Linked DNA regions of Mus musculus: region 2 is linked to region 1. A link is a loop called in an ENCODE intact Hi-C map of the cell type or tissue named here. Cell type or tissue: left cerebral cortex. All regions are shown on one strand. Each heading gives the region's core, and the rest is flanking DNA. Links, peaks and the distances in the headings are about the cores only. Region 1 holds the start of Cyp46a1 (cytochrome P450, family 46, subfamily a, polypeptide 1). Region 2 has its middle 2.9 kb from the start of Ccdc85c.

Region 1 (4,383 bases), core at 87-4,086:
CTGCCGACACATTTGTGCGGCCCAGCCAAGCGCGGTGGGCGCCCAGCAGCTGCTGCGGCTGTGAGTAATTTGTTACTAAGAATAGTTAGCGCCCCTCTCCGGGCCTGCGTCTCCGGGCTGGCCGTGCGTACAAGACGAGGCTGGACCCCCGTCCTGGGCGCTGGCTCTGACGCGGTCCCCAGACCCCGCGATCGAGAGCCCCAGCCAGGCCCCCGCCCCCACCCCCCGCTCACCTGGGCCGCGGCGGCCCGGGGATGTGCTCATAGCGGCTGCGAGCGCGATGCACGAAGGTGCAGCAGAGGCCGAAGGCGAGCAGGACGGCGCTGCCGAGCAGCAGCAGCCCGGGGCTCATGGCTCGTGGTCGGCGCCGGTGCAGAGGGGGCCGGAGGCTGCGACCGACTAGCTGTCAGCGCTGCGCGCCGCCTCGGCCCCAGGCCCCGCGCTCACCAGCACCGCCCCCGCCGCTCGGCTCCGCCCCCGCTGGCTCGACCCCGCCCCGGGCACGCGGACCCGCCAACCACGTCTCCGCCTCCAGCCCTAGCTCTCAGGACCCGCCCCCGCACGGCCACGCCCTCTTTGAGGCCCAGCCCCAGCCGCCACGCCGTTCCCGCCCAGAGCGATAAGTATTCACCAATCACAACCTGGCTTTTGGCTCAGACTTTGAGGCCACGCCCCTTCTACCCTCTCTTGAGCTCAGACTCCACCCCGAAGTCGCCCCGCCCAGAACGCGTTGTCCTGGCAACCTCGCTTCCTGGGCGCAAGCTGCCCAGGCGGCGGCGCAAATCCCGTCCGCTGGCTCCGCCCCTTTGGCCTCGCCAACTGTCTCTCCGCGTGCAGTGCCAGGCCTCTTCCTTTCTCGTGCAAACCTTCTGAAAACCCTTTCCCAGCCCTCCAATCCCCGTCTTGCGCTGACTGTTCTCAAACATCTCCCTGAAACCTTAGCGCCCCAAAGTTAGTCAATCCCAAATGTCCTCGCGCTGCGCCTTCATTGCAGGTCGGTGCAAGCCTTGCGCCCGCTGTGTGCCAGCGTCCGCCCGGAGGCGGAGGACAAGATCCTAGCAGGATGCAGGAGTTCCTGGGCCCGGGAAAACCATAATCCTGAGTATGGGTGATGGTCCATAGGAATGTGCTGGGCTGTGCTCCGCCTTCTCACCCGGTGGAAGCGCAAAGTGCTCCTCACTTCCGAGTTTCAGTTCCCGTGGGGGACGCTCAGATAGGCCTGCAGTGGATGGGAGGGCCAGATGTGCGCTCTCCTTGACTAGATAAAGAGCCTCGGGATTGGGGAGTGGGGGCTCTGAAGACCTCGAGAGAAGGTCGGTTTCTGACTACTCCGAGACCTTGGTTAGGTCCTGGAGGGGTCTGAAGACAGAAAAACAGGAAAAAAGTGTGGACCGTGTGCCTACATTTCCGGGTATACAGGACCAGCCCCCGGGAGGGACATATCAGGGATCCGTGAGCTGCAGGTGACGGGGAGAGCTTTAGGAGCTGTGCTTGATTTCGGTCTGGAGAGGCCACCTCAGCCTGAACAAGACGGGAAGCCAAGCATCCAACCGGGGACTGGCCTCTGAGTGGCATTAGGGGGATGTGGCTTGCCACCGCGCCCCCGTGTGGTAGCGAGCGGCAGTCGCATGTGCGCAACAGGGACCTCCCGTGGCCCTGCTTGGGGGCAGAGGAAGGTCAGCCAGTTTAGTTTAGCCATTTGTGAAAGCTCCTGAATTGAGAGGAGATGAAGGCATGAGACTGCGAGGAGGGTGTAGACTTCTTGCGTGCTTTTAGGCGAGTTAAAGAGAGTAGACAGCAAAGACCGTGGGGCATCGTGGTGCTCACAGGAGAAAGGATCAAAAGTTCGAGGCTAGGTGGATATGGTGGGTGATACACACCTTGAATCTCAGCACTGGGAAGGCAGACCAGGCCAAGACTATACAGAAACCCTGTCTCAAAAATAAAATATTTTAGGCCTTCAGAGTTCAAGGCTAGTCTGAGCAACTTAAGACCCTGTCCTAATTTTTTTTCTTTTTTCTTTTTTTTTAAGGGTTAGCAATCTGGCTTAGTGGTAAGGTGCTTGTTTGTAAACACACAATACAAGGTCCTGGGTTCAATTTCCAATACTGGGAGGGTGGTGTGCAGAGCAGAGAAGCATGGCATGGTCACTTTAGGAGGGTGTTATGACCCCTCACCCTGAGCTTAGCAGATATCCTAAGCTGTGTGGACTTAACTTTGTGTCAGGACTCAGAACAGAGAGAGACTCCCTGGAGGCAAGGCCTGATTCCAATGGACTCTGGGCACAGTCTGAGATGCTCCACACAGGACAGACTAAGGAAAGGGAAAGGTAATAATATTCTCTGACACATCAGGCAACTCTAGTGACCTCTGGCTTGGCAGGGCCCCTCACCCCACCCTTTCTGCCCCTCTTCCTGGCTGGAGTGTGTCAGTGGCATCCTGTCCCAGATCCCACATCCACTCTGTTTGTGTCTCCATGCCCATGACGCTCCTAACTAACTCTCCTATAGTTAGCTGTGCGACACAAGCTGCTGCTCATGCAGACCCTATGTCCCAGAAAGTTAATAACCAAAATTTATTAGCAAGTGGTGTGTGTTTGTATGTGTGCGTGTGTGCGCGCGCGTGCTTGTGTGACAGAAAAGGGTATCAAATACTCTCTTGCTCTCACCACCTCTTCCTTTGAGACAGAGTCTCTCCCTGAACCTGGGACTCAGATTTTCTCTTCTAGGCTAGAATTCAGCAATGGCCAGCAATCCTGTCTCCATTCCCTCTTGGAGCTGAGGTTACAGATGTGAACGGTGTGTTAGGTGGGCACTGGGATCATTGTGCAGTAAGAACTCTTAACTGCTGAGTCACCTCTCCAGCCCTATGTATGTGGCGGAGGTGCCCATGCACTTGGAGATCAAAAAACACAGCTGTAGCTGTCGGTTCTTAGCTGCTTCTTATTTTCAGAGACAGGGTCCCTCTTTGGCCTGGAACTAGCCTAGGCTAGCTTGCCAGTGATCTCCCATGGGCTTGCTGAGCTCCAACTCCCATCTTACCATTGCTGGAATTTCACATGTGCACCACCACAACAAACCCCATAAAAGTTACTGTCATTAATGTTTTTATCAAGTATTTGTGTATTTTTATGTGCATTCTGGGGTCAAAACTTTACCCACAGAGTCGTCTCTCCAGCCCTGGCATTTTATATTGGCTGCATGTTAAAATATTTTGAATATGTTAGATTAAATAAAATATATCAAAATGAAGATGGACTAGAGAGATTGATTGGCAGTTAAGAGCACTGGCTGCTCTTCTAGAGGACCCAGGTTTGATTCCCAGCACCTACATGGTGGCTCATAACCATCTGTAACTCCAGTCCCTGAGGTTCTGATGCCCTCTCTGGCCCCAGAAGACACCAGGCACATGAGTGGTGCACACACATGCATGTATGTAAAACATCAATACACATAGAATATAGTTTGTTTATTTGTTTGTTTGAGACAGGGTTTGTGTGTGTGTGTGTGTGTGTGTAGCCTTGGCTGTAGACCAGGCTGGCCTGGAACTAACTGAGAGATTCGTCTGTCTCCTGAATGCATCATTTCTTAGTCAGAATTTCTATTCCCACACAAACATCATGACCAAGTAGCAAGTTAGGGAGGAAAGGATTTATTCAACTTTTACTTCCACGTTGCTGTTCATCACCAAAAGAAGTCAGGGCTGGAACTCAAACAGGTCAGGAAGCAGGAGCTGATGCAGAGGCCATGGAGGGATGCTCCTTACTGGCTTGCTTTCCCTGGCTTGCTCAGCTTGCTTTCTTATAGAACCCTTGCTCACTAATTGAGAAAATGCCTTACACGATGCTTCTGCCAACTACCGCTGTAGATGTTCCCTGTCTTAGCTAGGGTTTGTATCGCTATGACAAAACACCATGACCAAAAGCAACTTCAGGAGAAAAGCGTTTATTTAAACTTACATCCTCTAGTTCCTCATCCAGGGAAGTCAGAGCAAGAGCTCAAATCAGGAACCTGGAGACAAGAACTGATGTTGAGGCCATGGAGGAGCACTGCTTACTGGCTTGCTCCCTGCCGCTTCCCTTTGGTGGTTTGTTCAGCCTGCTCTGTTATACCATCCAGGACCACTGAGCCATAGATGGCACCACCACAGTGGGCTGGACCCTTCCTCGTCAATCATTCCTCAAGAAAATGCCCCACAGGCATTTCCCACATGCCAATGTGGTGGGTGTATCTTCTCAACTGAGGTTCCCATTTCTCGAATGACTCTAGCTAGTGTTAACCTGACATTAAAAACTAGGCAGGGCATCCCTCCATGCGTACCATTTCCCAGCAGGAACTACTGAGGGCATGTAGCAAAGGGGATCTAGAGGTACCGCCTGAGGAA
Region 2 (4,383 bases), core at 248-4,247, 54 kb after region 1:
GTGAGTCCTAATCTAGGCTCCCACAGCTGAGGATCCCATTAGCCTGGCTTCTTGTAACTTGTGGAGCTGGCTGCAGGATCCTGTCATTCTGACTCTTTTGTTTGTTTGGTTTTTCCAGACAGGGTTTCTCTGTAGCCCTGGCTCTCCTGGAACTCATTCTGTAGACCAGGCTGGCCTCAAACTCAGAAATCTGCCTGCCTCTGCCTCCCAAGTGCTGGGATTAAAGGCGTGCACCACCACACCTGGCTTCATTCTGACTCTTGACACTGCGATTCTCCCCAATTTCCCATCCCCTCCCTATTTCCAGGATCTCTTTGCCCCCTGATGCTCTGAAATTCTGCAACATGTATAAAATGTTTACTCTCTGCTGTGCTGGCCTTTCCTGTGGGGTCCTATGTCCATGAGCCCAGGGAGGTTTTTTTTTTTTCTTTCGAGACAGGGTTTCTCTGTATAGCCCTAGCTGTCCTGGAACTCACTTTGTAGACCAGGCTGGCCTTGAACTCAGAAATCCGCCTGCCTCTGCCTCCCAAGTGCTGGGATTAAAGGCATGTGCCATCATGCCTGGCTTTTTTTTTGTTGTTGTTTTTTTGTCATCATCATCATCAATTACTTTCTCCCATGTCGCAGCGATGCTGGCTATGGAGCAATAAACAAGGGAATCTGATGGAGAGACGGCAGCCAACACCACCAACTCCAGGTCCCACCGTCCCTAGATACTTACATCCTAGGCAACATATTTGGGGACCACTTGAGGGAATCTGAGGATCTTTAGGGGAAGCTCTCTAAAGCAGGGGCTCTCAACCTTCCTGACGCTGTGACCCTTTAATACAGCTCGCTGTGCTGTGGTGACCCTCAACCATAAACATTATTTTTATTGCTACTTCATAACTCTAGTTTTGCTGCCGTTATGAATCATAGTGTAAATACCTATATTTTCTGATGGTCTTAGGTGACTCCTGTGAACAAGCCACTAGGCCCCCAAGGGGGTTGGGACCCACAGGTTGAGAACCAGTGCTCTAAAGCCAGGCCTCTTTGTCCCACATAAATGAGTGTGCCTCCTTCCAGTCTGGCCAGAGAACGTGGCCATCTAGAGTACCCCAGTCCTCTTTACTGAGCTCCCCCAGATATTCGGGCGTCTTTGCTCTGGGGTACTGGTTGGGGGTTTCACTACATGAGCTTCTCGGGGCTGAGACCTTTGGGGTTCATCTGTCCCCTTGCTGCCTTGGGGCCCTGACTTGCTGATACAGGTTCTCGGCAACTGAGAGGCCAAGATGGATGCCTCCTGGTGTCGGGGGAGACCTTGCTTAGGACCCAGGACCCAGCTCACTGCATAGGTTTGCAAAGTCTCATAGGCAAGAGTCTGGAACACTCACCAGCTCTCCTCCTTCTACCCCAACCTTTCCCTAGGCAAGCAGTGCCCGCCTACGTCATCCAATGGCCTAGGGTTGGAGCCTGGTGTGCTTTGAGGCTCTCCCGTTTTGTAGAAGGAATGAATGATCCCAAGTTTAGCTACAGATCTAGAAGCTGAGGGGACAAGGTGTGTCTGTGACTGCCTGGGGACACACTGTGGCGTGAGACCAGAGATGCAAGGCCATTGTTCTCTCCTTCAGTATTTGCTCACCTGGCTCCCAGGTCCTACACTGAGCGAGAACTGGGGCGTGTGTGGTAAGCAAGCAGGACACTGGACATCTCTGTGCAGCAGCCTCACACAGGGCAGGGCGTAAAGACCTGAGGGGCTTGAGGAGTCATTACCATCCATTGTTGCCATTTCTGCCATTTCCAACAGGAGGGGCCGGGAGTGCTGGGCCTGGAGCCAGCAGAAGCCACATTAACAATTAAGGGCTTTGCCACATTCGTCCTGCCCCCCCCCCCAACACCCTACCCCCCCACCGCAGCATGAAATATTCAGACACCAGAGCTGGGTCTCGGATCGCTGCAGTGCCCGAGTGTGTGTGTGTGTGTGTGTGTGTGTGTGTGTGTTGGACTGCTACTTGTAGATTTTGTAGATTTGAGGCTTGAGGTAGCACCCGAGGCCTGGCACGCAGAGCATCTGGAAGCTGCAGGGCTGGATGGCAGGAGCAGCTGGCAGCTGTCATAGGGATATCCACAGCCGGTCTCAAAGGCTGCATGCGGAGCCTGGAACTTAGCACCTAAGCGAACCCCTATGTTGTGGGACTGCCCTCTGAGCCTGACAGCCATTGCTACCGACTCCTGCAGCAGCTGTGACCCTCAACACTGGGCCTCACAGGAGGAGGGCTGGGGAAGGTATTTGGTTACCTTCTCCTGACATCCCAGTCACACCCTCCTCCTACACCTCCCTCCCATGGGTAACTGGCCAACTTACTCCTGGTTAGTTAGTCCAGCACTAAGGAGGTACTCCAGGCCCTAGGTGGGGCAGGTTAACAGAAGGGGAGGGTACCCTATTCATGTAGCTATGGGGAACTTGTCATTCATGCTATTATTACTGCTGTTGTTATCGTTGGCTCTCAGAGTTCCAGGGAAAGGATGGTGGTTAACAGTCTCCTCCCACTCCTACACCCCCACTGAGCCCCCCCTCACCAGGCTCCGCTGGCCCCGTAGTGTGTAGGTGATTTGAATCACCGCTTGGATGAAGGTTTCCTTTTTTCTCCACTGAAGCTGTCACCCTGGAGGACCCGAAGGCAGAGGCTGCAGGCCATAGGAACACCACAAGGAGACACAAGGCAGCCACAGAGCTCAGTACAAATTGAATTGTCTCAGCAATTTCCCTGGTGAGCCGAAGTGTTCCCTTGGTGTGTGCTCTGCTCACCGCGCCCCTCCCCCCTGCAGTCTCAATGGAGTAACTCCTTAACCCACTCAGTCTCCGCTCTGTGGGGATCCTCCAGGGAGCCTGCTGCTGCGACTTGGGGGTTGAAAGCAGATCTGCAGCCTCCCCCAGGTGCGGACCCTAAGTCCCCTCCTTTTGAAAGTGTGCTGTGCTGGGTCTGCAGAGCACCAGGCCCCTCTACTCAGCTGACTCCCTGGTGCTGAGTGCACGTGGCCAGCCTCGGCATCCCCCGGGGCTCATCTTCTTCCTACCCCTTTCGACCGTCGGCTCATTTACCAGGAGGGAGGGGGAAGGAGGACTGAATTAGCTCAACCTGTGTGGTTCCCAGCCCTTTACCAATGGGAGCCAAGACAGCCAAGACTCCAGCTTCAGGTCACACATGGGCCTGCCTTTTGAGCTCAGACCTCATATTTCATCCTTTCCTTTCTTTTCTTCTCTTTTTCTTTTTTCTTTTTTCTTTTTTTTAGACAGACTCTCTGTAGCTCACTGGCCTGGAATTCAGATATTACCCCTGCCTCTGCCTTCAAACTCTAGGATTAATGTCCCGCACCATCTACGGCACCCTTTCTTGTTTTTTTTTTTTTTTTAATATATTATTACATTTCATTCTTTCTGTGTGAGTGTTTATGTAAGCTACTGCCCACTCTGGAGGTCAGAGGACAACGTGAGGGAGTAAGGTCTCTCCTTCCATCACTGTGTCCTGGGAATTAATTTAGGTTGTCAGGCTGGGCTTCACACTCCTTTACCTGCGGAGCCATCTCGCCGGCCCCTCCTCCCCTTCGAACCGGCCACTAACAAGCCAACCCTAAGGCCATTCCACTTGCTGTTCCTTTCACCTGTCCGGCCTCCAGGCTTACCTTTGTCCTTGTCACTCAGGTTTAGGTCCTAGCTCCTAGGTCCCTCCCAGAACACAGATCTAAGGCAATTGAATTCCCCGCATAGCGCTGCAGACAGCCTCACCGATTCTTCTCACGTTGTACTCTCTCCCTCCTCCCAAGAATGCCAAGTGCCCTCAGAGAGCAGTGGCCTCTTGTCCCGGTAGAATTCCCCCGGGATGGGGAAGGTGTAAGAGGGCACATGAGGTGGTTTAGTAAACGGCTGAGTAACTGTAAAAGGGGGATGTCAGCTGCTGCGCGGGCACGCGCTCCAGGCCCGGGTAGCTTACCCCGGTTTGTGCGCGCGCAGAGTGGGTTATCTCCTTGTAGGTCCAGGGGAAACGCATCCTTCCCTCGGCCCGCTGGCTGCAGAAGCGCTGTTAAATGCGCTTAGGGGACGGGATTTATAGGTGTGGGAAGATCCGTATGCTCCGCAGCGATGCGGGGCGAGGGAAGAAGGTTCTGCGGTCGCTGAGTACCTATGGACCCCAGCTATCTGGCCAGGGTGGAAGACCTTCCCTCGCCTTTCTCAGGGGTTTCCACCTAGCGAACTGCATGTTCTTCCAATCCCAGGGATTTAGCGGTGTAGTGCGCGGAAGGGAAGGGCTCGGAGAACTGCTCTGGGAAAAGGGCAGGTCCTCGGCTCCCACCACGTCAGGGGAAGAAGGGAGAGAGATCTGGCCCTGAGATAAGGCTGGCAAG

What was found. A loop is a pair of places that touch in the nucleus more often than their neighbours do. Peaks named below come from ENCODE experiments on the same cell type or tissue, not always from the same donor. Only the 100,000 strongest peaks of a DNase experiment are listed, where the experiment ranks them.
Region 2: it touches region 1 in a loop (2.3-fold over the local background); 2 of 42 quality-filtered maps call a loop at or near these places.

The regions. Positions count from the first base shown.
Region 1 is chr12:108,330,415-108,334,797 of GRCm38, reverse strand. Cyp46a1 (cytochrome P450, family 46, subfamily a, polypeptide 1) reads right to left here and starts at 482. Exons shown (of 15, transcript NM_010010.2): 1 at 234-482. The coding sequence starts at 352. In left cerebral cortex, for the core only: a CTCF peak has its summit at 1,618 (motif pointing left); DNase peaks (open chromatin) are centred at 634 and 1,581; H3K4me3 peaks cover 1,290 bases; H3K27ac peaks cover 1,538 bases.
Region 2 is chr12:108,276,138-108,280,520 of GRCm38, reverse strand. It overlaps a transcript of Ccdc85c not described here. Among named protein-coding and RNA genes, the nearest start is that of Ccdc85c, 2.9 kb to the right of the region's middle. In left cerebral cortex, for the core only: a CTCF peak has its summit at 2,697; DNase peaks (open chromatin) are centred at 2,688 and 3,970; H3K4me3 peaks cover 798 bases; H3K27ac peaks cover 672 bases.